Regions from separate parts of the Homo sapiens genome. Here region 1 is linked to region 2. A link is a loop called in an ENCODE intact Hi-C map of the cell type or tissue named here. Cell type or tissue: IMR-90. All regions are shown on one strand. Each heading gives the region's core, and the rest is flanking DNA. Links, peaks and the distances in the headings are about the cores only. Region 1 overlaps LOC124901379 (a long non-coding RNA gene). Region 2 holds the start of LINC02518 (long intergenic non-protein coding RNA 2518).

Region 1 (16,246 bases), core at 3,937-11,936, 130 kb before region 2:
CAATTCTCCTGCCTCAGCCTCCTGAGTAGGTGGGATTACAGGCGTGCATCACCACGCCCGGCTAATTTTTATGTTATTAGTAGAGACGAGGTTTCCCTATGTTGGCCAGGCTGGTCTTGAACTCTTAACCTCAGGTGATCTGCCTGCCTCACCTCTCAAAGTGTTGGGATTACAGGCGTCAGCCACTGCGCCCGGCCTGTAAGCATTTTCATCTTTCATTTGTTTTTACTTTGCAGCTAACACTTTCTGTGACGACGAGGATGTACATTTTATTAGTAGCATTATTTAAGACAGGGTTCCCCAGCCCCCTGGCCATGGACTGATAATGGTCAGTGGCCTGTTAGGAACCTGGCCGCACAGCAGGAGTGAGTGGCGGTGGCGAGCATTACCACCTGAGCTCGGCCTCCTGTCAATCAATAGGCTGGCATTAAATTCTTGAGCCCTATTGTGAACTGCACAGGCAAGGGATCTAGGTTGCATGTTCCTATGAGAACCTAATGTCTGATGATCTGAGGTGGAAGTTTCATCCCGAAATTACCCCCATCCCCTGCCCCCATCACTAGCTATGGAAAAACTGTCTTCCACGAAACTAGTCCCTGGTGCCGAAAAGGTTGGAGACCACTGATCTAAGAGATCTGTTTAATTTTCAGTGAAACCCTACCCAATTACATTAGATAAAAATAAAACAAGAACTATAACCTTCCATGTACATGAGGCAATCATGTTACCTCATACTTTTAAACCTTTGGGGCCCCAGAGTGGTAGCAAGTAGACCCTGTTTCTTCTTTTTTTAGCCATTTTCTTTCTTTCTTTTTTAAATTGAGAAAACCCCAGTATAATCAGAGAAACAATGTTTCCAGTTACAATATACTACTCTCCTCAGTTTCCTTTGAAATTAGGGTTGGTTGTATAACCTAGTGTTTATCAGTAAGATGTAAGAAGAAATCTACATATAGCCCATAATAGGGCTATATGTAGCCCATAAAACGGGCTGACTCCTTCATGATGTCTGTTGCCCTTTGTTCATCTCCTGCTTTTTCCCTGGGGACGTGGTCATGATGCAGCAGCCATCTTGTAAGCACAAGGATGTGATGGAACCTGAGCTGTGGCAGAGTGAAGAACAGCTGTATGGATCTGGGATGGGATCCCTCCAGGATGGATCCACATGGAATCCTGATGCCACCGTAATTGTAACCCTTCAATTTCAAGACCTCCTTGTTATGTGGGGAAACTATACCCTTATTTGGCTTGGCTACTGTCATCAGGTTTCTGTTTCATGGAATTTTAGGGAGTCAAGGACAAAACAATAATCTTAGAAGAAGAAAAACTAAGGATTAAAAAAATTGAAAAACATGGGACAAAGTGCAAAAACCGCAGAAAAGTATCTTAACTCTCAAATTCATTTCAACTTCTATGAAGTAGTAAAATAGTTCTATCTAATGTGGTATAGCTCGTGCAATAGGCACAGCATTTCATGATTCTAGATATACATTTTTTCATATTTTTATGTCTGGGTGTTTTACAATTGCTGTTGGCTAGGTGGCAGTCATATTGTGGATGCTATTGTTTGCATAGGTGCATACAAACTTGCAGAAAGAGTGTCAGTGGCTTGGAAAAAAATTATAGACACAATCATAGAGTGAGAAATGCTGCTCTTGATGGCATAAATGATGAAGTTATGTAGAAAAACACAGATATTAACAATTATTCTATATGACATGTTTTAGTAGAGTTGAACTCGAAATATGAGAAAGCTTTGCAAATACATTACCCTATTTATTTTGCTTATTTTCCTTTTTATATATGCATAAGCGATATATAATCCCAAATAAACCTAAATGGGCTCTTTTAATACATATAACATTAAAATTCTAAGAGATAAAAAATGATATCATAATTTAGTTGGCAGCTTCTTAATCTTTCCTAGTGGTATGTAAAATAATGATGTGTTTTACAAGATGTGATATTCCAGATTTGATGAAATACCATAAAGCTCCTTTCTGCCAGGAGTAAATGTCAGCCTTCTTTTTCACAGCATGATGTTGTAATAGAACACAGGCCTTGGGGAAAGAGGCCAAGGAATCTACCCCAAAGTAATGTTTTATGGATTCTGTGCAAAATGCCTGGTAGAGTGCCTGGCAGTTATATTGCCTTAGGGACACATCCTATGAATTGCTCCCATAGGTAGCTATGAACTCTGGTCTGAATCTGCATAGGCAAGCCAGATCATAAACTTGGCAGATACACAAAATATGTATTTGTAGAATAAATTAATTTCTACAAATTCCAATTAGCTTCATATATCGTGCAGGTTTGTTTGGGATTTTAAGTATTTCTTTTAGTAGAATGTTTTAATGTAATTTATTTATACTTTTGCCTTTCAAAACTTTTATATTTCAAATAAATTTCAGGTACTGTGATGACTTCTCTTCTATAAAGGCAGGTTCTTATATACCTATTTTAAAATAGAAGAATCTGAGGTTTCAAGAGATTAAGTAAATTGCCTAAGTCACAGAGCTAATATGTGGTATAATTAGGATTAAAATTCACATTTACCTGTTTCAAAAGTTCATGTTCTTTATAGTATATGTAAATTAAAGTAAGCCCCTCATTCCCTAAATCACTCCCAAAACAAGACACTGGAAACACAGCATAAGTTGCTAACAGAAGCAGCCAACTATCATGGCCAAACTGTGGACGGTTCAACTATAAAAATAGAAATAAAGAACTAACCAGTTTATATCAAGTTGGCATTATTCAGAAAAAAGAAAAATCTATAATGGGATAAAATTTTCTAAATAACAAACTGAGAATAAAGAAGCAGCAATTACAAATGACAAAATATTCTTTCCTAATTTTATCTTTAACATGAAGACAAGGGTAACAATGGTGACTTGATTGCCAAGATGCTTTTTAAAAGAAATAAGACTTTATAAAAGAATTCAGCAGGACAGATCATGTTTTGGACATTTAGGAAATTTCTTCTTAAGAGTCTAATTTCTCATGCACTATCAACTTAAATGTGAAGATGTAAAATCATTGGCCATACCTATACTAGCAACAGAATTGGGTATGACAAAGACTTGTTGACTTGTTTTAATCCGATTGGCTAGAATTTATTAAGGTGATCCCTGCAATTTATGATGTATAATAGTCATAGCTAAATGCCTAAACCTGTCTTTGAAAAGTGGTTTCGTTTGAGACTCACAAACTGATTTTCTACATATGAAAAGTTGTCTAATGAACAAGAAATTCATTCTTAGGGTCTTGACAAAAACATAAGAAATGTTCTCTTTTTTTTTTTTTTTTTTGTGACAGAGTCTCTCTCTGTCGGCTCACTGCAACCTCCACCTCCAGGGTTCAAGCGATTCTCCTGCCTCAGCCTCCCAAAGTGCTGGGATTACAGGCTTGAGCCACTGCACCTGGCCTACTATATATATTTCAACCTAATACATTGTAATGGTTTGTTGGCCAAAGACACAAAATGCAACTTGGGTCTGAAATAAAATATTAAATTGCCTATGAGAAGATCAAAGTTGAATGAAAGTGACTCTGTCAAGGTTCTCAAAGTGGCTCCCTGGGCCAGCAGCATCAGCATCACTTGGAAACTTGTGAGAAATGCAGACTTCGGAGCCTGGCTGCAAACTCACTGAATCAGACATTTTGAGATGTGTCCCCAAAATCTGTGTTTTAATAAGCCACCAGGTGATTTTGATGCAGGCTAACATTTAAGAATCACTGGAGTATGTTTTCTAGCATAAACTATGTATGTCCTCAATACCACTGAAAATGAAATCGAGTTGTATTGGACTTGTATTTACTTTTTGTGCGAGCTGGTACAGAAAACACAACAGCAGCATAATCATTCCATTTTACCCATTTACAACATTTCATTTCACAAGAAATACTAGATATAATAAAGCTATATGAAAAAAATCTATAGCAAGATCATCTTTAATGGAGGAGTTCTAGACCCAGTCCATTCATGGATAGACAAGGATGTTCATTTTCAACCCTGATGACATTATAAGAGCTTCTAGCCAATTAAATAAGGAAAATAGATTTTAAAAAAGTAATAGAGATATAACCTTAAATTCAAGGGCCTCAATAAACTATTAACATAATAAAAAGACAAAGAAACTTGAATAAAAGGAAAGATATATTTAATATTCTGTATACATATTTTAAATTTCCATTACTTAATTTATTAATTCTAACAAATCCAGTCAAAATCCCAGCAGAACTTTTGAGTAACTTAAAAAATTGATTCTAAAATTTATGTAGAAAGATAAAGGCCCATGAATAGTTAAAATGTTTTTTAAAAAGAGCCAAGAGAGACTTACCCAAACAGAAATTAAGACATTTAAAAAACTATTGTTTAAACATGTGGTACCGGCACAGGAACACACGGGTAGATAATAGAATAGAATAGAGTCCAGAGAGTAGAGAAAATAATACATGAGATTGAGATGATAATCACAAATAGCAAGGGACTAGGAGTAGTGGCTCATGCCTGTAATCCCAGCACTTTGGGAGGCTAAGGCAAGAGGATTCTGCTTGAGGCCAAGACTTTGGGATCAGCCTGGACAACATAGCGAGATACCATTTCTATAAAAAAAAAAAATTAAAAAAGCAGCCAGGTGTGGTGGTGCATTCCTCTAGTCCCAGCTACTCAGGAGGCTGAAATGGGAGGATGGCTTGAACCTAGGAGAGCAAGGCTGCAGTGAGCTATGGTCGTGCCACTGCATTCCAGCCTGGGTAGACTGAGTAAGAAACCATCTCGAAAAAAGAAAAAAGGAAGAAAAGAGAAGAAGTTAGCAAGGAAAGAGTGGATTCCTTATTAAGGAATAGATTAATTGGGTCACCATATGAAGAAAAATAAATTGGGAATTCATACATCATAGCATATATAAAAAGAAAAGAAGAAAAAAGAAAAAGAAATCCATTTAAATTAGATTAAAGGGCTAAAGTTGAAAGGCGAAAATCTAAAGCTGTTATGGAAGAAATAGAGAAATTTATCTTTGTGATCTCATGTGGAGGAAGCTCCAACAGAAACCCAAAGCACAAATGAGAAGAAGAAAAATGAATGTGTTTTGCAATATCCAAATATAAACATTCTGTTTAACAAAGGACTACATAACCAAAGTTAATAGGCAGATATAGATTGAAGGAAGGTATTTATAATGTGAAAACTAACAAGAAATTATCTTACATACACATAAATGTATAATTGGTTTTTGGAAAATAAGCAAGAAAGACTGTAAACCAAATAAAATATGGACAAAATACATGAATAATAATTCACAAAAGCTTAGGGTGGGAATCAAATAGTTAACAAGCATATGAGCAGGTGCTTCCTAATATATTTATGCATTTATTTTTTTGAGACAGGGTCTTGCTCTGTTGCCCAGGCTGGAGCACCGAGGTACAATCTCAGCACACTGCAACCTCCGCTTCCCGTGTTCAAGCAATTCTTCCACCTCAGACTCCTGAGTAGCTGGGATTACAGGTGCATGCCACCACGCTCGGCTAATTTTTGTATTTTTAGTAGAGACAGGGTTTCACCATGTTGGCCAGGCTGGTCTCAAACGCCTTACCTCAAGTGATCAGCCTACCTCGGCCTCCTAAAGTGCTGGGATTACAGGTGTAAGCCACCTCACCGACCAATGTTTACTAATTTGAACAGTCATGAGCTACCATTATCAGGCTGGCAAAAGTGAGGTAGCTTCAGAATATCCACTGCTCATAATATCAACTGTTGTTGGAGGTAAGGATGATGCAGTCACTATGGGCAGTAATATGGCAGTATTTAGTAAAATTAAATATTCATGTAACTGTGATCCAACAATCCTCCTCCTGGTGTACACTCCAGAGAATCTCCCCCCCACGTCCACAGGCAGACTTGGTTACCACAGTGCTAGTCCTGTCAGCAAAGGGGAGGAGGCAATTGTATGTGTTTATCACCAGTGGAATATGTAAATATCATGTGTAAATGCAAACCATGAAACCTAGTTGACTAAAGACTCCTGGGGTCTCCCAGAAGACTACCAACAAAGGATAATTATCTTCCTTATCTGGATTCTGAACAAATTAAGAAATAAAAGCAAAAATGAATGGAGATCTAAATATTGCTTTTATTGTTGATAACATAGCATTCGAAGATGTTTAGTGTGGGTGAAAAAGGACCCGAACACTGAAAACCAGAGTAGACAGAATCTCCACCTTGGGCCAGGTGCCCACATGGGGCGCCACATCTAAGCAGGAGAAAAAGTGGACTCTCTGAAAGTCGCCAGGACCCATGAAGAAGAAGGGGAAGACAGAGAAGAGCATGCCCAGCCATTCTTCTCAAATTTACCCATTAATGCAAGTCATGGAGTAAAAAATGGAATAGAACGAGACGCTTCATGGGAAAGTAACATCTGTGTGAGGAAGAATGACAATGGAATAGACCTCAAAGGATAAGAATGGTGAAAAAGTCAGGACTGATACAATCACAGTTCAATCTATGTACATTAAAATAAACACATGTAAAAGACAAATGTAGAATATTTTTCAGGAATATCCATCTAAGGAAATGTATGAAAGGTAGATTTGAAAGGCAGAGATTACATTTTAGGGATGTCTATGTCTATGGGGAATTAATACTAAATGTTTTAAAAAATAAAATGGGAGATTTGCACAGATAAAGGAAGATAGAATGACCTGAGGTGAGGCATATGAACAACTTTCTGGGGTTAAAAAGAAAACATTAAAAACGCAGATATGACATGGCATATTATTATTGCTTGCATTTGTATTTGTATATATAACTATCCCACAAAAATCCAACAGCAACAACAAGAAAAAATAGTTATTGAATGACTGCACGGATGGTCTCGGAGTTCAAAGATGGACAAGATATTGAGCCTTCTCCAGAGCTTAGAGTCTTTTGGCGACAGCTTTCGTTTGTACAGAACGTTTTTAGGTCTTATGAGAGTTCATCATTAATCAGGAGACATAACATCAGTGGGAGAGAAGAGAACACAAACCCGAAATCACGCTGATGTTATGGGCGACCTTTTAACTTCAAGGCTGTGCTTTTCACATCCGGAGTGTGCTCCTTAACCAGTTATCTTCTATTCACATTTCTCACTAGTGATGGAGACACGTTGCTAACTCAGTTCATCTTGTTTCTTTCCCAGAATCTAAAGGGAGAAACACAATCGTTTTCCTATTCTTGTTACATAACTATCTTATGAGAAATCTGCTAGCAAAACGCCCCGGCTCGGCCCTGGATGAGGGGCCAGGCCCAGGAGGCGTGGAAGAAGAGAACTGCCAGCACCGGACGGGGTCCTCCCTGGCTCAAGGAGAGGCAACTCCTGTTTGGACCGTGCGCACAGCGCAGGGCTGCTGAGCGGCACTGACTAGAAGGGACTTGGAAAGAACCGCTCAGCCCCACAGGCGACAGATGGTGTTTCTTCTGCATTTGTGTGGAGGGGGTGGGGGAGTGTTGGTAACAATAAGCAGCAGTAGCCACTTGACAGGCTCCCTGCTGCCAAGAATTTGCATGACGAGCGCTTGCTGCCATCTGGAGAACTTCAGCTCATTGAGGAAGAATCGGTGTTTCAGCTTCCATGCTCTGTGGGCCCCAGTCCATGCTGAGGATATCCTCTCCCAGGGGAAGAAGAGCGCAAAAGGGAAACCAATCAGATGAACCTGGCTTGGGGGAGGTCCAAGTCCACTGCACCATCCCTTAGGCAAAGTCAGGGTGAGCTGGCCATGCTGGCCTAATCCCGAGGACGTGTGGACAGATCTGGCACTTCAGAGTGGATTAGGTCAATGGAGCCCAGCACCTTTTGAACATGAGTCTGTTTACACAGCAGTAGTCGATAGAGGAAATGTGGACCCGAGGAGAAAACTCAAACAAGTACCCTGTTTCCCATGGCCTCCAGAGGAGAGTTCAGTGAGGCAAAAGGCTGACCATACACCCCGGGGATTCCAGGATTCCGTTCACAGACCACAGTGCTGTGCATTACAAACACATGTGTGGGCCATTTAATTAAACACATAACAGGCTTCCAGCTGCTAAGATTTTGTGTGTTTAAAGCAAGATGTATTTTCAAAGTGCAAAAAAAAAAATCACTTAAATCTTAAGTTTTACTTTTAAAGTATTTCCTTCCTTTCTTGTTAACTATCTGGGAAATTTGTTACTTTTTTTCTCGTATATATATGTAAATATATATGTATATATAAATATATGTATATATAAAAATATATATACATGTATATATAAAAATATATATATACATGTAATATATACATGTATATATAAAAATTATATATATACATGTATATATAAAAATATATATATATATATATTTTTTAGCCAGGCTCAGTGGCTGTAATCTCAGCACTTTGGGAGGCTGAGGTGGAGAACTGTTTGAGGCCACGAGTTTCAGACTGGCCTGGGCAACATGGCAAGACATTGTCTCTAAAAATTTTTTTTAAAAAATTAGCTAAGCATGGTGGTGAGCACCTTCAGTACCAGCTACTCGGAGGCTGAGGTGTGAGGATCACTTGAGCCCAGGAGGTTGAGGCTGCAGTGAGCCATGATCACACCACTGCACTCCAGCCTGGGGGACTGAGTGAGACCCTGTCTCAAAAACAAACAAAAGAATTTTTTTTTTTCTAAAATGTCTCTAATTGGTATTTAAATTTTACTGGATCAAATGATATTTTAAATATAACATCAGGAGATTATATCCTATAGTTAAAAACAAGTTACCAGTAGCAGTTAAAAGGTCTGTATTTAATACACATAACCACAAAGCTTGATAAACGCTCTGTCTTGCCAGAATTTCCAGTGTCAAACTGCATGAACAGTGTTCCTCATAGGAGAAAAGACATGTGCTCAAATATATTAATTATGGATTAATCAAATAAGTGAGAGTAAGACCACATTTACTATTGATGCTCTGTGAGATTTTTGAAGGCGGAAACTATTATTAATATATCTATCTTCATTACCCCAGCAGGTAGCACAATTCCTGCCATGGGGTAGGAGTCTGTGTTTGTTTCAGCATTGGGAGTTACAAGGAACAGAATATTGGTAAAGTTAAACCAAAAGAGAGATTTATGGGAAAGTTGCTTCTCTCTCCTATGGACTAAGAGGTGAACAGCCAACACTAGAAAGGAAGTGCCAGTCTCACAAACTGCAGGAATGGGTGGTCTTTAGTCTCCACAACTTGATGATAAATGTGCTGACATTCTGGTGACCTCTGTATCTAAATTTCAAATTCTCTGAAGGTTGATTTTGGTAGGCCTAGGTTGGGTTGGTGTTGGGTGACTGCTCTGACCCATCAGAGAAGGATGAAGGTGGCAGGCACGAGGAATGCAGTGGTGGCTGTAGGAGCCTGACTCTGGCTATCAGAGGCAGTTTTCGAACAGGGGGAAAGGTATGTTCACATGTAATGTGCAAAGAGTAGTGTGCAGTCATTTTCAGAACGTCATGAAGCATCATCAGGTATGAAGCATTCTGGTTGAACTGGATTATTTCGGAGAATGTAAGCTTAATGCTCTGTTTGTCCAAACTTAACATTTAAATTACTTAAAACTTTTAAGTGCATTTCCCTGACTTATTAGGTTGAATTATTGAAGTGATTTAGTGCTTCCATGGTTCAGAATAATAATTATGCACATTAGTTATTATGCAATACTGTAACATAGTGATTCCCTTAAGAACTACTGAAGGTTAAGAGAGGCAGGCCGGGTCTAGGGTGGTAGAGGGAGGCACCTGGGACGAGCCGTTTATGAAGGCAGCCCAGCATGAGAATCACCTGTAGAGTATTTTATTAGCTGCTTCCTCCTGTGTGCCTCCCTTGCTGCACCCTACTCTGGACCCTGATGAGATTACTATTTATCCTTATGCAAAAATGGCTCTATATTATTCACCCTGAAAGTTTGACAGCTCTCCCTTCTCAGGAAACTTTACTACAATCATTCTCACTTCCCCACCCATTCAAACTCTCCTAATCTTGTGTTTGCCACAACCATGGTGTCCTAATTGCTCTTTCCCCCACCCCATCCCCCAATCTAGGGCAATCCTTATTTTAAATATTCCATCATATGTTTCCATTGCCAACACACCACCACACATGTGAATGAAATACTCATAGATATAGGCATGGATATGTGTATCCAAGCAGACTTAATGCATTCAGAAAAGGGTCATTTGAAAAAATACTAAATAAGTGATTTTTTTTTTTTTTTTGAGACAGAGTCTCACTCTGCGACCCAGGCTGGAGTACAATGGCGCAATCTCAGCTCACTGCGATCTCTGCCTCCTGAGTTCAAGCGATTCTCCTGCCTCAGCCTTCCGAGTAGCTGGGATTACGGGTGGACGCCACCACTCTCGGCTAATTTTTGTATTTTTAGTAGAGACAGGGTTTCACTGTGTTGGCCAGGCTGGTCTTGAACTCCTAATCTCGTAATCTGCCCACCTCAGCCTCCCAAAGTGCTGGGATTACAGGCATGAGCCACCGCGCCCAGCCATGAGTGATATTATGTGCAAACACATTGGGATAAACACATTTCCTATCAGAACATGCGTCCTGATATTTAGATTTGAAAATGTGGTTGTTATAACCATAATCTAGGAAGAACTAAAGATTTAAAGGAGAAAGCAGACAACTACACTAGTAAAATTATATACTACATTTTAAGTAAATCTCTAAGACATCACAATTTTTGTTTGAGCCCTTGAGGGTGGTGGCAGTACTGCCCTGAGAAAACAATAGTGCATGACCTCTGCAACAGATTCTAAACTTACTTCTAGTCTCTGTGTGGCCATTGGGGGCCTAATTTTGGGTAACATAGGTGATTTCCAGACAAGGGTGATATGATGGCTATCCTGTAGCAGAACATCATTAATTTAGAGGGGACGCCAGGTCTCAGATTATTTTTCTGGCTCTACTGCAATTTGCTAAATTACCTTGGGCAAGTCACTTAAGGAATCTCTCAGGAACACAGTTTTCAAGTCTATAATGTTAAAGAGTTGGACTAGACAATTTTGAAGGTGCTTTTCAGTTATAATATTTTATATTCTCATTATTATCAAAATAAGTTGACCAATATAAAACTTGGAAAAAATTTCTATTGTTTCTGAAAGCACCTGAGGCAGTCTACACACATCAGACAAAGAAACCACACATTTTTAAGGGGTTTTTTTTTATAACACCCACTTGATACTCATCATAAGAATAAAATGTTGTGCCTTTGTGACTTGTGATTATAGCTCTGAGTCATTCCAGTGGTATGGCATTTGTTTTTGCTGTGTCTATATGATATCTGTCCAACCTTATGAAAATTGAATTTTAAAAAGTTAACCAACAGTTGGTTGCTTCCAAAACACTAGACAATGAGCCAGCTCAGAGGACAGAATTAAAATGTCTGATTTTACAGAGACCTAGTCTTTGTATAAGGAATAAAGTAATATAGACATCTAGTCTGGTTAAGTATGTTTGCTTGCTTTTACCCTATGTAATTATTCTTTCGGGGGAGTATGCTATGGGTTGAAATGTGTTACCCCCTAATAAAGAAGGATATATTGGCATCCTAAGCCCCAGGACTTTAGAATATGACTTTGTTTGGAGATACAGTCTTCGCAGAGGTAATCAAACTAAAATGAGGTCTTCAGGTGGGTCCTAATCCAATAGGATTGGTGTCCTTACAAAAAGATAAAACTTAGATACAGGCATGCATCTAGAGAGTCTGCCATGTAAAGATGAAAGCATAGATAAGATGATGCTTCTTCAAGCAAATGAATGCCAAAGATTGTCAGCAAACCACCAGAAGCCAGGGAAGTGGCATGAAATAGCTTCTTTCCCTTGGCCTCAGAAAGAGTGAACTCTGCTGATACTTTGATCTTGGACTTCTAGGTCTAGAACTGTGAGACAATAAATTTCTGTTGTTTAAGTCACCCAATTTGTGATACCTTGTTGTGGCAGCTCTAGCAGACTAATAGGGGGTTCTTGTTGTAATAGTGTCTAAATAAGGATCCCTTATTAATTTCAGCGCTGGTTTTGGACACATTCACATGCACATACATTCCAAAATTACACTTTTTTTTTGTATCATAGTAAAACAAAAAAGTGTGCTTTAAAGAGGCCCTAAAGAATTAGTACTTTATACATATGCTTACCCGTGGCCTGGAAACCCAATTGCTTTCTGGATCTAATTTTATTAGTGGAATAGTAACTATTAGTACAATTTTCAGAATCATCTTGCTACTCAAATGTACACATAGAATTAGGAATTTATTCTAGCACATTTATGAACCATCACTAGGCATAGATCTTGTGTGACAAAGAGTGGTCCCTCCCTTCATGAAAAAAGTCCATCGTTCTGCCATTAGCAAGTTTTTGGGCTATACGAGCATTTGTATCTTTCTTCCTCTAGGAAATATGTTATTGAGGGATTATCCTTAAAAATTCTTACTATCTTCCTTATAATCTCATGAAAAAGAAAATTGTATAACCTTCCTGGTTTCCTCTTTCAGCATTCCAGAGTCCCCTAAAGGAAGAGAATTGTTCCTAATATCTAAGTAAGGTTATCCTTTTTAGAATTTATGCTTGAACTTATTTGCATTTAGTAAGAAATAAAGAGCCTAATACAGCAACTGCCGCATATTGTATGCTTTCACTTGGAGGTAATGAATATGGAACCAAGGCTATAACATTTTTAGTCCCTTCTACTTGCTTTGCCAGTTTTAAAGTAAGATTATATGCTTATAGAAATGTTGTTTTCCTTTCTGGCTAACTAGGCTGCATTTTTTCTCTCTCTCTTTGATATGCAGGGAGCAAAAGTAGGGCAATTTAAATATATCTTTTGAGCCAGGGAAGCTAGCAAGAAACAATCATAATTTTAAGGAAAAATTAAGAAATGGTGACAGTGTTTAAGTAGAAGATTACATTGTGTTTGGATTCTGTTAATTACTGCTACCCCCACAAGCAGTTGCAAAGGCCTCCTGGACATTATTTCCAATCTATTTATGGATCTTCAGAGGAGAAGTTATGAGAATGTCTTTTTATTATATTCTCTTTAAACTTTCATTTTCAATAGCTCACAGTTAGTTGTCTGGAATGAGGATGTGTATTAGACTAAATATGCAGGGGTCATAATTTTGTGACCCACTTCCTTCTTCATGCCCAAATACATTTGCAAATAACTCTTTCCAGATTCTGTTTGTCTGTTGTGTTAATTTACAATGACATCTTTTCAACTGTCTTGGTTTCAAAGTGTCCTGTCTCTTTAAAGTAGCAATTTCCTATTTGAAGGGATCCATTACCATGCCTACAAGAATGTGGGTAGATTAGAAAAGCTGTTCCACACTAGTCAGTGACTTGTAGAGGAAGCTTAGAACTGAGATGAGCAGACAGAATAAAGATGGGAGAAAATTAGTGCTGAGAACAGGAGGTAGATTGTAAAGAGAAGCTGGGTGTATCTGTCTTGAAAAATGGGCTTCACTGCTGGGGTTTATTTAGGTAGTTTCTTCTTTCTTCAGATTTCAATGGAAGTTTTTATCTTCTTTATTAGAAAATCATAATTGATAATTCCATTTATTTATATTCTCTTCTAAGTAAGAGAGAAATATTTTGATTTTATTCATTGGTTTCCACATAATAGAATTTTATACCTTCCTCTTTGACACCATATGTCCATTTGAGAAATGCAGGGCTTTGTTAGTCCCCTAAAATGAGCTGCATGTGTGCCAGGGGCAGCATGTGACACTCTCCCATCTGGCATACAAGTTGCCACTTGGCTGCCACCTGTGCTGCCACCCAGGACCCTTGCCATTCCCCCCATCCAGTGCTGTAGACCATAGTCCCTGCAGCCTCTTACTGGTTGCTGTCTCTCCTGCAGTGGCAGATGTTGGGGTGGGAAACACTGAGGGCCAAGCATTTGCTATTGCCAGTCTGGCTAGACTCAAACCCTTCTCCACTGACAAAACATAAGAACCTGGATTATGCTTGCCTCTAAGTGTACAATCACTTCTCTTCTTTTCCCTCTCCTTAGCTCTTTCCAGGATGTTTAACGCCCCTTAATTTGACCCTTTGCTCTAACTTGGGGTGTATCTGATTGCACTCACATGCGCACTGTGCTTCCCATTCCCTTTCTTCACTGAAGAGATCTTTTGTGGGCCTTCCCTTGGGTGAGGAGGACTGAATCATGCTTTCTTTAATCAGCTGAGCTCAGGTCTCTTGCTGAAGTGCTCCTGGACCTTGGACGTGCACATCCCAGACCATTACGTTTTGTGGTCTGCGTATGATTAGGGCACTGCTGGAAGTGCTACAGAGACCATCAGAAGAGATTGGAGGTGCCAATACATTGGACCACTTTGACGATAAAAGAGCAACTCTCGAATCATAAACTCATGTTATTTTTAGAGGTGGAAGTAATCTTGGAATCATTCATTTATTTTACAAATGACAGAACTAAAAGTGTTCTGTAGCTTAGTTACACACTGTTTATACATTGATGCCGTTCCTATTAATTGATATTCTATAAAAACATGTCATGAAATTTATTGTTGTAAGTATTTTGGATTTATATTTATTGTTTATACACATACCCTTTCAATCTGGGAAATCTGAGGAACAAAGCATTTCATTTTAATGAGACCATATGGATGCTAAGATTCCTTCTTGGTCACAAGCTTGGGATATTTTACACACTGAGAAAATGTTTTCCTCTCAGTAGTTGAAAGTCAATGGCAATATCTTTAGGGAAAAAAATTACTCAAGGCCATAACTATTCACTCATTCGACATGTACTTATTGAATATTTATTATTATTATTAATTATTTCCTCCTACCACTTCCCAGTGAATATTTATTGAAAAATGCCAGGCGCTAAACCAGGTACTGGGGATACAATGAGGAACAAAACAAATAAAATTCCAGATGTTAAAATCGAGTGGTTTATATTTTGATTTAATGGACTAGTGAATATGGATGGACTTAAGAACATTAACCTATTTCTATTTGTTTTTACTTTTTTCTTTTCTCTGATGTCGCCATCATTACAAAGTGTTTGTTAGGTACCCAAGTGTTTCAGTTAGAATGCATTTGGCTGTGAGTGAAAGAAAAGTCAATTAAATCTAAAGTGGCTTAAATAATAAAGGGAATTTATTGGCTCAGTAACTTGAAAGTCCAGCTGGTGGGTGGGCTTCCAGCATGGTTTAATTAGGGTTCCAGGTCAATTGCTGTATGGCTTTTTCAGCTCTGTCCAATTCTATGCATGTATCATGTTAGTCCCTGCCAGGCTTCTCTCATGGTTGCAAGATAAACACCAGGAGAAAACAGGGTATGATGCTTCTCACTCTTACATAGGAAAGAATAAGAGTATTCCTAGCTTAGGATTCCAAGAAAGACTCTTGAGATTACTGTGCCTGAATTTGATTAGATCATATCTGGACAGCTAACCCAATTATTGTGGCCAAGAGAATGAAATGTGTAATTAGATTTAAACCAATCCACAGCCTAAAATTGGAGATGGAGGTAGGATCAGTTTCCCTCAAAGTAATTTAGCCAAAGGGGCAATAGCAGATACTTGAACCAAATCTTGAGTGTTACTAAAATGTAGAAAGTAGATAATGGATACCAGATAGAAAATCATCAAATATTTGTTGTATAAGTTTTGGGGTAGAACCACATCAGGTTCTATGATCTTGCTGGTTACCACTCGCGGACAGTTGTTAAATGAGTTCAAAATGAATTTACATGAAAAGCAATGTTTGAAGTGATAAAGAAGAGAAAGCATCAGAATCGGATTAAATACTCAACCAAGGAAGCAAAAAAAAAAAAAAAAACCTATAATAAAACAAACCAAAGAAAAGTAGAACAAAGGAGTTAATAAAGCCAAAAGCAAAAATTATTTAGAAAAGAGAATAGACTTTTTCATTTTGTGATCATGTTAGACTATTTACTTTCAAACCCACTCTACACACTGAGAAAGACAAAATAAGCTGAACAACAGCAACAATAACAACAAAATCTGTTTGAAGGCACTGAAGAGCTACCAAAGTAGCAAGGACTTGAGAGTCAAGATCCTGGAAAAGAGAGCACAGAGAGATGAACCCTACCTTTACCATCACTTTTCATCTTAAGTTATTTGCAGGTTAGAAGGATGGGTGAAGGCTGAGAGGCCAAGAAGGTTTGCAGAAAGTTGTGGTTGAGAGGGTAAGGAGTTGAGCAGAGTTTGGGTCGGT
Region 2 (16,246 bases), core at 3,325-11,324:
AATACTGTTCCTAGAACACCTACAAAAGCTGGTGCTTCCCATGTTTTAGAAAAGTGCTTTGTGGTAGGCAGAACAATGCCTCCCTCCCCCAGTCCTCCCTCGGTTCCCAGACGTGTCCCTGTCCTAATCTCTGGAAACTGAGAATATGTTAGGTTACATGGGAAGGGGAATTAAAGTTGATAATCAGTTGACTTTAAAATGGGAACATTATCCTGGATTATTTGGATGAGCCCAGTGTAATCACAAGGGTGCTTAAAAGTAGAAAAGGAAGGCAAAAGAGGTCAGAGTAGGGCCATGTGAGCAGAACTCAGCTGTCCATTGTTGGTTTTGAAGACGAAGGAAGAGGGCCGAGGGTCATAGAATGTAGGGATCTATGTAGCCATAGAATGTAGCTGGGAAAGGCAAGATTCCGCTCTAGAGCCTCCAGAAAAGAACATGTTCTGCTGGCACCTTGATTTCTGACCCAGTGAGAGTGTGTTGGACTTAGGACCTTCAGAACTGTAAGATGATTTATTTGTATTGTTTAAACCTCTAAGTTTCAGGTAATTTGTTATGGCAGCAATAGGAAATGAATATATACCTGTTCTTGTTGCTTCTCATTATACGCCTTTTTAAAAACAAAACAAAAAAAAACCGAGGCAGCCCTTACACAGCTCCTAGTAGTGCTATTCACATAGAATGCCCTCTTGTGCCCCCATGCATGTCTCTCTAAGTCCTTACTGAATATTCTTTTTCCTTACTTCTGGGGTGTCTCCACTGTGAAAGGATCTTCCATCAGAGCAACACTTCCGGTCTTTCTAATCTCCTTTACACACCACTTTTCTAGGGTGAAGATATGGTCTTTCTGCTTGGTGGGTTTAGAGAAAGGAACTGGACCTTCCCAGACCAGCATCTTGTTTTTGGAATCCAGCTGTCTGCAGGAAGCACACACCCTGCTCTGTCCTTTGTGACTAGGTGCGTAGATCTGCCCAATTCTGGACTGTAGTACCCAAGCCACATCTTCAGATCTAGCTTTTAGGGTAACAAAGGTGATAGCTTTTCCAAATGCTAGATTCCTCTCAATTAGTCCCAAACTCAGGTAGGAAAGAGGGGTGATGTTTATTGGACCTCTCAAACCCCAACACAGTAAAGCTCCAAAGGGATATTTCAAAGTACCTCCTCTTCGATATATGAAGAAAGAAATAATCAGCTTTCTTTCCAGCCCTGCTATTTCCAGTGATTTCTCATCTCATGGAAAGTCTATCCAGTTGTCTAGGCCTCTGTCTCCCCTCTTCCTTTCTTCACATCTAGTTAATCTCCAGGTTCTTGTTAATATTTTTCAAGTTCAGCTACTTTCTTCAATCTCACTACCATTGCCTTTGTGGACACCCTCATAACTCAACTCCTAGATTACTGCAATAGTTTGTTGTTGTTTGTTTTTGTTTTTAATTCTTCCTGTTTCTCAAAGTATAAATCACAGATTTTCTGCATCCAAATCCCCTATGTTTGAAACCAATCAGACCTAGTGAAAAAGAATTGTAGGTAATTGCTGTGCATACCAAAGGCTGTGAACCCCTGCTAGTATCCTTCCAGAAAATGTAAGGTAAAATCCTTACATTTTCACTGCAGTGATCTTTCTAGAGTGCAAAGCTGGTGATGATACCCTCTTGCTTAAAATTACTCATGGGTTTTCCATTAGCCATAAAGACACAGTTGAAAATCGACAGCATGACATACAAAGCCCTTTCATGCAGACCTGACTTGTGCTCACGATCGCACAGCTTTAGTTCTTGACATAATTTTGTTTTTCTTTATGTGCTCCAGTCAAAACGTGTCACCTGCATGCTCTTAATTGATCATGTCATTTCTGCTCCTGGTTCTTTTGTTCAGCCTGCTCCTTCCACTCAGAGCAGCTCCTCTAACCCCGACTTCTTTGTAACTAACATCCTCTGGAAAACCTCCCTTAATCTCCTTCTTTCCCAGGCTGGGTCGGGTGCTCCCCCTAAATGATCCTTTTTTCTGTCTCAGTCTTAGTAAACCTCACATCTTGTTCTGTAATTTTCCATTACGTTGTCTATTTTCCTTATGAGATAGTAAAGTTCTTTAGGTAAAGGAATATATCTTAGTTTTTCTTTGTATTTCTAGTACCTAACATAATAACTGGTACATTACAAGTGCTTAATAAGTTTTGATTTGATATATCCTGTGTTTCAAAGAGCCTAACTTTAAAGAAAGCCAGTCTACTCGGTGTATAATGGACAACCAGAGATAAGCATTTTTTTTAAACGATGTGTACAGAGAATAAAAGATTATTAGATAGACCCTGGATTCAGCCTCAATGCATTTCTTCAGTTTGTAGTCTAGGAAGACATTAGACTACATGCTTTGCATGCATTTTCTCTTATACTCGAAACATTCCCATGCAAGGGAGGTACTAATGAGGTCCCTGTTTTATGAAAAGACAACCAAGACTTAGGTTTAGTGACCTGACTGAGCCACATAAGCCATTTTTAATGGAAAATAGTTCAGGTAATCTTTAAACCTAGCATGAATGGAAAAGAAATTATAGCATCAAGGAACACATTTTAAAATGTTCAATGAGCATTGCTATGTGCTAGCAATATTCTAGGAGCTGTGAGTCTATCAAGGTAAAAAGAGACCAAATTTCCTGCAGTGATGGAGCATATATCTTCTAGGTAGTTATATCATCTTCACTAACACTACTAGTTTAATCAACATTTTAAAAGACAATAACAGTTTTGAGCATTTGACTCACTTGGGACAGTGAAGATAAGAAAAGATAAAAATTTCAAGTCATGCAGCCATGGGAGGACTTATTTTTTCCTTCATTTTTCTCTAAGTGATATCTGGGAAATGGGAATAGGTTTTCATGTACCCATAGCTTTGCAGGCAACATGAAGATCATAATCTAAACCTGGGCCTGGGGTAACTTGTTGGCCATTATAGCTATCTCTTTATTAGAGACACTAAGCAATCTAAGCAATGCCCATGTGTGCAATGTCATGCTTAGGGAAGCATCAAGGAAAAAAGAACAGCTGGAAACAGACAGAAAGGTAGTAGGAAAATAGAAAATGGAATGAGAAAGAGAGGGAACAAGGATATTGTCATTGATGAAGTATCATATAAGGATACACTCTATGCATCCTGGAAGCAGGGACCTGACCATACTGATCACTAGTGTGTAACTTGGGATCGAGCAGAGTGCCTGTTAGTTAGTTGGTGTTCACTAAGTGTATTAGAAAGATAACTTATTGAAAGAAGTCTATTCATTAATTCAAAAAAAAATCTGTTATGTGCTCTGATATATTCTGGCCATAGGGCAAAGCCTTGGTCCCTGCCATCAAGGGATGCAGAGAATCTTTGGAGGAATAAAACATAACCAAATTATTGAAGGAAAATCATGATGAATACTATGACAGAGAGATGAACATAGTGCTATGGAAACACTAGAAATAGCTACTTGCTCTATCTCAGGACTCGGAGGAGACTTTGTAGAAAATGTGGCATTTTGAGCAGAGAAGGATATTCAAGGCATGGTCTGAAGAGAACCAGGCCTGTCTTGGGAATAATAAGAATGTCACAGTAGCTAGAGATGGAAAACATGGAAAGAAGAGGCTGGGAACACATGTGGGTCTAGAAGGCCAGGATAGCAGTTTGCATGAGAGTCTTGGGCATCTGAGAGGCAGTAGGGACCCACATTACCCCAATACTCTGCTCTGCTGCCAGAGCGGTCTTCTTAAAAATGCAAGTTTTATGATTCTAGCCTTCTTCTTGAAAGCCACAAAGCACTCTTAACCATCACAAAGTATAATGAATTGCAGGCTTTGGTAGGTTTCAGGAAATACTACCCCCAAATATGGCACCTTGACATTTGAGAAAACAGCAGAAGTGGAAAAGTCTCTTTGACATTCTCTGGACATTCTCCCCTGAAACATCCTATAAAAGAATTCTCTGACCTACATCTACAGTAGGTTGTAAGACCCTCATATCAGAGGCATTCTCCCTAGGCCCAGAAGAAATGAGTGAAGATACAGAAACATATCGCAGAATCTGAGCAAACCGGCCTTGCTAAATTCCCCCATTTATTACCATTAGGTCATACCTACTTGTCTTCCAATGATACTTCTGGATGACTAACCATAAAAACACACAGATTTCCCTGTTTCTTTGGGTCTTCATCTCTGAAATTTCCTGTGTCTCATGAAACTTAACACTAGATAAATTCATATGCTTTAAATCTGTGTTTTGTTTTACTGATCTTGGCCGTGAACCCACCTATAGGTGAGGAAAAGAATACTTTTTCTCTCCAACACTGATGAGGTCTCTAGATATACACCAACATGGAAGTGCTATTGGGAAGCACTAGTCCACATGGTTTATTGTGGCGATCAGCCTCTAGGTGATCAACTCTGTCTCCTGGTATCCATGACCTGATGCAGCTCCCTCTCACACTGTATAAGGATAAATGTGTATGACCAATGGAGCACAGAAGTGATGGTATGGTATGTCATTTCCAAGGCTAGGCCATAAAACATTTTGTAGCTTCTGCCTTGCTTTCTCTGCTGGAGTATTTGCTCTGGGGGAAGCCAATCACTATGTTGTAAGGACAATCAAGTGGCCTATGGATTGCCCTGAGTTACAAGAAATTGAGGCCTCTTACCAATAGCCACGTGAAGAAGCCATCTTGGAAATGGATTCTCCAGCCGCATTCAAGCATGCAGATGATGGCAATCCTGGCTTGAATCATATAAAATTGGAGTTAAAAAAGACTAGAGGCTGGGTGTGGTGGCTCATACCTGTAATCCCAGCACTTGGGAGGCCAAGGTAGAAGAATCGCTTGAGGCCAAGAGTTTGAGACCAGCCCAGGAAACATAGGGAGACCCCCATCTCAAAAAAAAAAAAAAAAAAAAAAAAAAAAGGTCTGGCGGTTAAGGATTAAGCAGGGCAGACACTGATAATTGGGTCCAACATTTCCCATGAAACTTGTAGAGATTTGTGGAATCCTTCTCTACTACTATTGACGAGAATTGGCACTCTTTATTATTCCTGATACCAAGAGATGTAGTGTTTGGTCCAAGTTTGCATGTCTAGTTAATGAAAACAAACTCCATTTTCTGACTGCAAGTCCAGGGTTCTTGCCAATACTGTGCTACCATCCATACAAATGACTTACTTTTACCTCTTTAATTTATATGAGATACCCATTCACTTGCTGACAATCAGTCATTCAGCTTTTTAGGAATTACTCATCTATAAAAAAAGATCGTATACTGCTTAAGAGAATGGGAGATAGTTGGAATGCTAATTGTGGTAGGCAGAGTAACAGCTCCCAAAGGTATCCAGGTCCTAATTCTGGGAACCTATGAATGCTGCCTTATATGGTAAAAGGGATTTTGTGGATGTAATTAAGGATTTTGAGAAGGGGAGATTGTCTTAGATTATCTAGGTAAGTCCTACATGCCATCACAAATATCCTTATAAGAGGGAGGCAGAGGAATATTTGATGAAGACGAGAAGGGGATGTGACGAAAGAACAGGAAGAGGAAAGGGGATGTGATGCCAGTCCAGAAGCTGAGGAATGAGGACTGCATCCCTCCTGGCACAGGTAAGGAAACAGATTTTCCTCCAGAGCCACCAGAAAGAGCTCTACTGGTTCTTTGATTTTAGCCCACTGTACCTGATTTTGGCAGTCTGACCTCCAGAATTGTAAGAGAAAAAAACTGTGTTATTTATTTATGCATTTATTTATTTTGAGAAGGGGGTCTCACTTTGTTGCTCAGGCTGGAGTGCAGTGGTACAGTCATAGCTTATTGCAACCTCGACCTCCTAGGCTCAAGCAACCCTCTTGCCTCAGCTTCCTGAGTAGCTAGTTCTACAGGTGTGCACCACCACGTGAGGCTAATTTTTTATTTTTGTAGAGATGAGGTCTTCCTATGTTTCCCAGGCTGGTCTTGAACTCCTGGGCCCAAGCAAAAATGTGTGTCATCTTAAGCCACTTGTTTATTATAATTTTTTTACAGCTGCCATAGGAAACTAATTACACTAATCTTAGCTCCAACAGATCGCACTTCTGTTAGTTTGTGCAAGAAAATCTTTCTAAGACTCTGCTTTCTGATCTATAAAATGGGAATAATAAAATGCCTATTTCATAGGGTTGTGGTGAGATTGAATAAGACCACTCATATAAAATGTTCAGCTTAGGACTTGGCATATGGAAAGGTTTTTGTTGGCTATGGATTTGGTCTAGACAAGAAGATTGCAACAGATTTTTCTTCTATTTGAAAACTCCGGTAGAGCACTAAGTAGCTCTTGGAATATATAAAGGATTGTGTATTTATTAGCTATTCTAGCTTTCTCTCAGGAGTGCTGACATCTATTTGTTTCTTCCTTTTTAACTGTCCTTTCTCAAGAGTGTTGACTGCAAGATGAGGCAAAGGCAAATAGGTGGAATAACTGGAGAATAACCCAGAATGAGACACAGAAAGAGGATTTTGAAAGGATTTCCTTGCCTATTATCTGCTTTCTGAGAGAGCCACACAAAACAGGTGAAAAGTTATACTATTTATAAAGATCTCCTGAGAGGGAGTGTCTACAGCTTTTCTGGTAATTTCCCTTGGTACAAATGAAACCTGTTCATTTTCAAGGAAAATTGCACTGATGGCTACACATTCTTTTTCTTTTTAAATAAAATATTGGAATGGTGTTGTTTTTGGAAGCTGCTTGTTACCCAATGTTGCCAAAAAGGTTTTATTATAATGAGGCTATGTGTTAGCTGTTCATGTTTCTAGTGCAGCATAGCTGTATAAATTTTTTCTTTTTCTTATCTCGGATTTCAGATTTCCCTATTTTTTTAAAAGTGTATAGTAATAATATTTACCAGTATTGTTCATCCCTACCACTCAGTTTTCTGCATATGCTTGTATTTTCTATTTCCTGCTGATTTAACTTCTGTACTCTGTTGTTTATAGGGACTTGTCATATTTGCATAGTTTAAGTGCTCTGTCGTTTCTATCACAAGCCCTAGTGGGTAGGTACAACATCTATGTAGTTCGCTTGTGTAGTGCTTGGTGGAACATCTTGTGTTTCATGATTGATTTATGATGATAGAGATGATACTATAAAATAAAGCCAAAGGAAACTTTTAACAATAGGGTCTAATCCTGTTTGGTCCTCATTGGATGTCTCTCCACTTGTAGGGGAAAAAACTGGAGAATAATGGTTGTGTCATCATGACAAACAACTGACATAGTTGAGGCCAGTCGAAGGCCCAGAGCAACCCTGGTCCTGTAGTCAGAGACGACTTATGAAAATAAATGAATCTGGCTCATTGACTTGAGTTCTTGTACCCAAACTGGAAAGGTGTGGTACCTGACACAGGAACAAAGTCTGTCTGAAATCAGCTGTCCGGGATGTCATTTTCTCTAGTGCAGAGACTCGATTGCCTAAATTGGTAGCAGAGGTGGATGTTTCCTAACATGATCTTCCTTGGCCAACAGTGACTGACATCTGAGGTAGGTCTTACCTCTACCTTGGGGGCTCACTGCTTCACTGGTACCATATAATGGTGGCAGTTTAACAGTAATCTTAGTAGGTCTTTTTGGACATTTTAAAGCCACTGCTCCAAAGCATAAGCCAGGCAAAAAAATTGATTTCCCTCATCCAGATGTCCCCATTGTCCAACATAGGTGAGACATTTTTTAAAAAGGCATCTCCAGAAGGCGATTTTTGATCCCTCTCCAGATAAGAGGTTCAAGCCAGCTTTTTCTTATTGTGGGACATCAAAATTTACTATATGACCTGAAATCCTCCCAGGTGATTTAATTCATTCATAGGTTCTAGGAGAGAAGATGAAACTTTCATTTATCCCCATGCTACACACTGACCAATACTGCTTCACCAAACTTTTATCAGTCTTGTTGCATTTTATCTGTTTACACGAGATCCATAGTGCTTTCTCATCCCCACAGTAAACACTGAATTCTGTTTATAACAGAAGGGCAGGATCTGTGGGGAGCATCCGCAAAGTGCTCCAGGCTCCTTTTTCCCTTTTCTCAGAGACACCAGGAATGTGCCTTTGCACTGTTTTGCCAGCATCCTTAAATCATGATTAATTTAAAGCCTTTTCTCTCCTTGGTGAGGCCTGACACAAGCAACTGCTTCTCTGTCACATTGATTTTTCTGTCCTTGCAGATTCAGAGCCAGGGTTGAGTCCTCCTCACAGGGCGAGTTCTCTGACAAGGAAGTTTTGCAACCTAATTTACAGCTGGAGCCAAGCTTGTCAGTGAGTGCCAGAGGGAAACTGTCGCAATCGGCAGGCAAAGTATGCATTTAATAGTATTTATCCAAGCCAGTTTGTGATTTCTTCACTCTCTCCAACAAATATGTTATTTGTAATAGCTATCTTCTCTCATCTAGGTGTTTGAAAAATGTCTCTAACGTGTGTGGGCTGGAATGCATTTTGTTTTTTCTGCAGGTATATTCATTTAACAAGGGGAGTCTCTGAGGAGCTATCAAAAACTGCTTGCCATCTTTCCAAATCATCTCTGTCTGCAGTGACCATGTCTTAATCCTGAAGGAAAACAAGGTAATCTTTTCAAATAAACATTTTCAAGGATGTTTAGAGGGAACCAAATTGCTGGCATGTAGAACCCCCTTCCAGTGCTTAAAAATAGATATATTGAGGGAGCAAAACTCCAGTGAGTTGGAGTGTTTGGAAGTATTTGATATGTTCAGATGACTAACAATAATAAGCTAAATTGCAAGCAATGATCTGAATTTGTGTGTGTGAATATGAGTGTGTATGTGTCAAAGAGACACTGAGTATCCTGTTTCTCAATGTTGTTGGTGGAAAATGAGGCGCAGAGGGGTTACACACTCCCAGTAGGTAAGCAAGTTGGTAAGGGACTTTGGCAATATTTGACCCTAAGCCCATTAGATTTCACTGGGCTAACCTGACTCTGGGGAGAGTAAATATGAGATGAAGAAACATTTGATCATTAAATAAAAAGGAAGCACTGAAAGAAAAGCAATTGGTTGCATAAAACTTATTAATGCAATACTTCTGCTCTCAAGGAAGTTGACATGCAATAGAAAGAGAACATGTAGAGTATGGATTGAATAAACCAAAAATTATGTAGATGATGTAATTACTATAATTAAATCAAAACAGATTGTGTATGCTGGAACTTATTGTATTACTCACAACATAATTTTGTATAACTTTTTTTTAAACCTGTCTCTTTTCCTTTCTGGTCTGTGGGTTTCTGAAGGACAAACCTCTTTTGGCAGTTGGGCCTGAAGCCCCAGAACTTATGCTGGTCCTGGCACCAATGAGGACAGAAATGATTGAGCACATGAATTTGGTATTGAGTTTGACATTATTGTGCTTCATTTTTTGTGGGCCTGGGATGTTTTCTACGTAATTCGTTTATCATTTATTGTTTAAGGTGTCTGCATACTCAAAATATCTTTTTAATGTCCTCCGCCTATACATGACATAAATACTTTATTAACTTTGTTTAAAAAATCTTATCACAGTGCCATCCAACAGGAATATAATGTGAGCCATGTGTAATTTAAGATTTACTAATAGCCATATTAAAAAAGGAAGAAGAAACTGGTGAAATTAATTTTTAATAATGTTTTATTTAGCTATATTCAAAACATTATCATTTTAACATGCAAATATAAATTTATTAATATCTCTTACATTATTTTTTCTAGTAACTTTTTAAAATCTAGTTGGTATTTTATATTTAATGCACATTTTAATTCAGCCCTCAAACTTAATTGCAGACCATTGTATTTCAGTGCTCAATGAGCACATGTGGCCACCGTGTCAGCACATTTCAATAGTTCGCAGGTCAATGTAGAGGACATTTTCCCCCCACTTAGCATTTCATCCCTGTTATTATGCCCACTGAGTGCCGTAGTATGGAAAAAACATGTGTAGCCTAGTAGCACAAATGTAAACTGGGGTGACTAACATCCTAGTTTGCCTGAAGTGGAGAAGTTTTCTGGGACAAAAGACTTGCAATGTTAAAACCAGGACAGTCCTGATAAAGCAGAATGGTTGGTATCCCGCAAGTAAACTATGTTGGTCCAAACAATATATCCCCTCCATCACTGTGATTTGTTTTGACCTAAAGCATAGAAACCTGGCTGCCAATTATGGGATTTTTTTGGGAAGCCACTGGGAGAAAGAACCTTACTTTCTGCTGTGGTTATTATCAGCTAACCTTTATATCATGTGGGGAGAACCTGTTTGAAAGTATTACCTACTTTGGAGGAAATCACAATGAGAAAGAAACTGAGTTTTGGTGACTTATTTTTCAGTTCTTGGACACTGTCGTGTCTGAACCTATCCTATTTTTGGACTTTTCAGTGAATTAATACATTCTTTACACCTGTCTCCATATTGTTTGTTTAAACAGTTAAGGTTGCATTTCCATCATGTGAAACTGGGATAGTTCTAACTAATAGGTTTAGAAAAAAAAAAAAAAAAGAGTACAAGAAATCTAGTTGGAATTCTTTAGGTTCATAAGAAACATAATCAGGCTGTCTATTTTATTTTAACACAGCCTCCTCAAGCTACTGTTGAGTATGTATGTGGTGCTGCCTAGGAACAGTAGGTATTTTTGTGGAGCAAGGGATTGCAGACGGTGAAGTAGCTGCATACTGGCAATAACCTATGAATCTGTGGGGATTCTGAAGAGTAGGAAGCAATGAGACCTGCTGTCTTTCCTTTATTGTCCCTTCCTCTATTGCTCTCAGACTGTTGTGCTTTGCTTGTGTTGTGGGTGTTTTGCTCTGCCATAATGGCTCTCATGATGAACTATAAGCTTCATTCTAGGTCCTGGGACAATCTACAGTTCATGAGATTCTCACCTATGGGTTAGGGACCCTTGGAGATTTGCAGAGTTGCAAAGTCAAGCACCAATTTATTCTTTCTTAATCAATGGATACTAAAAGTGCAATCATTAGTACATAGAAGGCTTGTAACAATTTTTGATGGTTTCAGAAGAAGATTGAGTAAGCATTCAATAGATAGATGCTACTGAGACACTAATATGTAGCTTGACATGGTTAAATGCCTTATGTGAAGCACTTAACAAGTGTTAAAACATCACATTTAAACTTCACAACAATCTTATTGCTGGCATTATTATTCTTATTGCTTTGAAATAAAAAAAAATAGGCTGGGCATGAAGGCTCATGTTTGTAACCCCAGCACTTTGGGAGGCTGAGGCAGGAGGATTACTTGAACCTAGGGGTTCAAGGTCAGTCTGGGAAGCATGGAGAGACCTCATCTCTATGAAAAGTTACAAATAAAAAAAAAATAGCTAGATGTGATGGTGTGTGCCTGTAGTCCTAGCTACTCGGGAGGCTGTGGTGGGAGAATCACTTGAGCTCAGAAATTCAAGGCTTTAATGAAGCCATTTCTACTCTAGCCTGAGTAACAGAGCAAGACCCTGCCTCAAAAGAAAAAAAATTGAATTATTACATTTTCTTTATTCGTTACTCATTTAACAAACTTCATTTTATACTATTATATTCTCAATGAATTTAACATCTAGTGGAGAAAGTAGGTGTACAAAAGTGATTATAATGCTGTGTGTGAGCATATTAACAAATACAGAGGGGAAGGAGAGGAAGGGTCTCCCATAGCAGATGTAGGTGCAGGGTACAGAGCATGGGATCACCAGAAAACTCCCTGGAAGCACGGTGCTTGAGCCAAACCTGACACATCAAAGTAGATCTGCACTATTGCAACAGTCTAGTACAAAATAACTTTTTCAGGAGAGAGTTTCATTATCTTGCAATGACAAATTTTAGTTTGTTTTTCTGCATCATCGTGACATAAGTGACAGGATTCTGATTTGTAAAGCAAAAGAGTTGGATTCTTAACCCTGAATTTACTACTAATGAGGCCCTTGGGCAAAATCTCTCAAACAGTTGGGGCTAGAGTTTTCTCTCCAACGAAGTAAGGTAGGATCAGCAATTCATTCATAACAGCATCTCTTCCAAACTCCACACCCTGAAGGCTTCAAGTTGTGCCCTTCATTTGCACCTTTATTGTCCTTCTAGTAAGAGTCATTACCTGGAAATCACAGTTCAGAAGCAAGGCATCACAGTTAGGTGTAAAGGGTGCTTAGCTTACAAAGAAAAAGCTTCGACTAATTTAATTTTTACCAATATCATAAAATCACCCCATGATAATTTCAGGGTGTCTTCACTCAAGTATAGCCTAGGACAGGTAGTGAAGATGTGGTAAATGATGTTAATGGCAGCAGAGAGACCGGGTTTCACTGAATGCCTTGATCAAAGCATTACTAGATTCATGGTTAAAGAGTAATGAGTTTCATCAGATATTTAGTAAATGTCCCTTAAAGTTCCTTTTACAAAAGCAAAACCAAACAACGCAACAACAAAACAATCCCACACATTTCTATAGATGTAATTTGAAACACATCAAGTTATTAATCTTGGAATCTGGATTTTCCAAGAAATCAGCTTTCTTGTTGTATTTAATTTTGTTGTATCTGAAAATGCATTTATGTATGTGTGCAGTTATGAGGTCAGGTAGAGAGGGAGAAAGAGACTACTGTCTGTTGTATTGTTTCCCAGTTTAGTGTAGATGTCAGGCTTGATGATAAAAAATGAGAAGATGGAAAGGAGATAACTATTTATTGACCTTACTGGTGCACTTAACCTCTCACACTGGAATTTTTTTTTTGGTTTATAAAAACCTCTTGATATAAATAAATAAATAAATTAATTAATTAATTAATTTGTGACTTAAATGAAAATATCTCATATTTTATGAACAAATGTGGCAGTGAATATGTACTATATATTAGTTAATGTTAACATACCTTAGTTTTAAGATCCGTAGAAGACTCCATTTGACCTTTACAATGTGGATGTTTTTCCTTACCACAGGTGGAAATTGATTTTTACTTCTCTGCAGCTAAGTATGTGGCAGTCTTGGCCACATGGTGACTCAGCAGAGGAGCCTATGTACTGGCTGTCCTGATGCTCTTCCTGATTCAACTGATTCTCTACACTTGATCTTAGCCAAAAGGCCGAGAAGCAATGATTCAACTGATTCTCAAAAGGACACCGCTGCAGGAATAAACCCACTTCTAAATATGGTACACTTGGAAAGTTGTCCAGCTCGCAATGTCAGAGTCACAGACTTCATGCACACTCATCTCAAGTCAATGTTATCTAACACATTTCCACTAATTATTGGATGACACTAGCAAGAAACTCTGATATTTTTCACCTAACCTTTGCTAATTTAAATGTGGCCAGCCCACCCTCATACTGCATTGTGATGGGGATATAAAAGCCAATGAAAGATATCATTAATTGTTAACAATAGTCATCACTGACAACTTCCTGTTGAATGTCACTGTTACTCCTGCTACTGCTACTACCACTACCATTTATGAAGCTGCCATTATTACTAACTCAAAGCTTTCACAGATACAGAAACAGGTGTATTTTTTGTTTTGTTTTGTTTTTTGTTTTTGTTTGAGAGAGAGTCTTACTCTGTCGGCCAGGCTGGAGTGCAGTGGCACAATCTCGGTTCACTGCAACGTCCGCCTCCCGGGTTCAAGCAATTCTTGTGCCTCAGCCTCCCGAGTAGCTGGGATTACAGGCATGTGCCACCATGCCTGGCTAATTTTTGTATTTTTAGTAGAGACGGGGTTTTACCATGTTGGCCAGGCTGGTCTCAAACTCCTGACTTCAGGTAATCCACCTGCCTAGGCCTCCCAAAGTGCTGGGATTACAGGCATGAGCCACCGTGCCTGGCCAGAAACAGGTGTATCTTTAAAGCATAACTTCCTCTCTGCATCTTGCTTCCCCTCTTTCTGTCCCTTCTCCTCTCCCACCCCCACAGTTTTGGCTTCACTTTGCTCAGGCTGTGACAACTGTCTTTAAGGGAGCTAACTTTTATCTGACTGTAAAGCCAAGCAAACTAATCTTGCAAAACTGTTCTGCCACATAGGTTGGTCTCTTCCTGTTTGGAATTCATCTATATATTAGCAACTTGGAAAGCCTTTGAGCTGAGCTAGTGCGCAAAGCTGCACCTTAGACTGTGGTTTACAGTGCTGCTTAATTGTCACAACGGTGTCACTCACCTTGTCCTCACCTAACCTGCAAGGTAGACATTTAGGCTGCTTTCTTCATCAGTGTAAGGTGAAATAGCAGATTGGTGTGTAAAAAGTGTGGCTTGGAGTGTGGTGGTATGAACTGTGGGATTATTTACTATAGGGTCTCATTGCAAATCCTTTAGAACACTTGCCTCTTACACCTTTTGTCTGTCTGCTCTTAAATATTTTCTGTCCTTCCAGCATGCTATCTCTACCTAACAGAAGGGGTCATATCTGTCTCAACTAAAAGTCATTCCATTTGGGTCATTCGTCTGGAGGCTGAGACAGTGGAAGAGTCAAACTTGCCCTGAGCTTCACTCAGCCAGTACCTGTCTCCTCTGCCCACTGTCCAGCAACTTACCCTGACCCATCCTTTAAGGAACTTGCCAAGAGAGAGCAGAATACTCTTTCTTTCTCTCTCTCTCTCTCTTTTTTTGTCTTTCATTTATTCTTTGGATATAAACTGCAGACCTACTGGTTGTAAAGCACTGAGTTTCACAGTGAGGGCAACAAAAGAATAGAACACCTGGTTCCTATTCTGAGAGGGTCACCTCTGTTCACACAACTTCTGCCCATCTGACTCAATCTACTAGGTAAGCGGCAGAGGGGCTTCCTTCCCCCCAAAACCTCTACTGAATTATAAAAGATGGGGAAATTGGAATTTAGCATTTTCAAAACCCCACCTCTTCTTGCAGATTTACTTTCTTTCACTTTCCCAAGCAGACTTCATGTGGCAACCAAACTATACTGTCAAGTACCCTCTGAACCCGCCTGCCCTTCCTGCCTGCATGCGTCATGGAAGAGCTGCCTTTGCCCCAGGACACTGCTCTGGCCCCATTACCATCACCATCACCAAGGAAAATACATCCCTTATATTTCAAAGCCCTAGTTCAAGCATGTCTTCCTTTCAGGCAGATAAAATTATTTTATGCTTAAAGATGCAGAAAAAATGACACACACACACACACACACACACACACTCATAAAACAACTTTAGAGTCTATAAGATCTCATTCTGCACTTGGGTGCTTACTAAAAATATCTCACTGGAAGAATAACTAGCCTTAGTTTCCACATCTGCAAAATGGAGATAACAATACTATAAAATGATTATGGCTTTTTGATGATGTAGTTTGCATAAATGGCCTAGCCAAGTACCCGGCACCCGTAGGTACTCTACAAATGCTAGTCAGCATCCCTTCTTGGAAATCTCCACGATTAAATGATATCTTATGCAGCTGTTTGCAGCTTATCTCCTGTTAGACTCCAAGCTGCTTAAGAATAGTGACTATGGGCTTATTCACATGGGGTTCCCTGCAGCCTTGCTTAGTGCTTTGTACCTAACAGATGCTAAGGCATATTGGATACAACAGTTTATTACTGTAAAAATACAAATGACCATAGGTCTGGAAAGAGCCAGGCTCAGCAGGGTACAAAGCAGGCCTGGGGGTACAAAGCCCAGGCTCTTTAGAACCTTTGCCTTAGCTCAGCAAGGTTCTCAAGGGTGGAGTAATTGCAGAGAGAAAATGGCAGGCTCCATGTGCAGGCTTATGTGATTTAGGGCCACAGACTGACCCTTCCTGGGGTCACCCACAAGATGAATCAGGAAAAGAGAGAACAGAGATGGGGCCAGCTGCTCCCAGATCCTTAGACATTCTAAATAAGGGGGAGAGACTCAGTCTTTTCTGATTAATCTTTGATGATTTATTCTTTGGACATCATTTAAAAGGAGCATTTTAAAGTAAATTAATTGAACTCTCATGACCTTTTACCCTACTAATATCATCAAAAGAAACTAGATCTTGAATTTTAAAAAGCGCTTGATTTATTTTCTGTGACTTACAAACTACTGAAGAACATCAGTTTTTATTTTTTGAAATTATGAAAACTCCAGCTTTTAAAGCAAGAAGTCAAAACAGCTCAGTTTTGAAACATCCCAATTTTAGCAAATGAGTATTGAGTGAAAGGTGTCATAGACATTGGTAAAAGATAAATATGTAATTTAATACACAGAAAACTGGGTAAGTATTGTCTTCAAAAAGCCAATTCCCCTTCTACCACACTGACCCTGATGGTATTCTTGA

The links. Peaks named below come from ENCODE experiments on the same cell type or tissue, not always from the same donor. Only the 100,000 strongest peaks of a DNase experiment are listed, where the experiment ranks them.
Region 1: it touches region 2 in a loop (4-fold over the local background); 2 of 110 quality-filtered maps call a loop at or near these places.

Annotation. Positions count from the first base shown.
Region 1 is chr6:113,556,154-113,572,399 of GRCh38, reverse strand. All of the region lies in intron 1 of LOC124901379 (a long non-coding RNA gene), which reads left to right. Among named protein-coding and RNA genes, the nearest start is that of LINC02541, 86 kb to the left of the region's middle. RefSeq lists enhancers at 6,792-7,555, 7,556-8,320. In IMR-90, for the core only: no CTCF peak of the experiment used is centred there; DNase peaks (open chromatin) are centred at 7,559 and 11,279; H3K27ac peaks cover 1,187 bases.
Region 2 is chr6:113,425,675-113,441,920 of GRCh38, reverse strand. It overlaps LINC02518 (long intergenic non-protein coding RNA 2518), which reads left to right and starts at 8,474. Exons shown (of 2, transcript NR_149098.1): 1 at 8,474-8,584; 2 at 12,943-13,381. In IMR-90, for the core only: no CTCF peak of the experiment used is centred there; a DNase peak (open chromatin) is centred at 8,280; H3K27ac peaks cover 1,446 bases.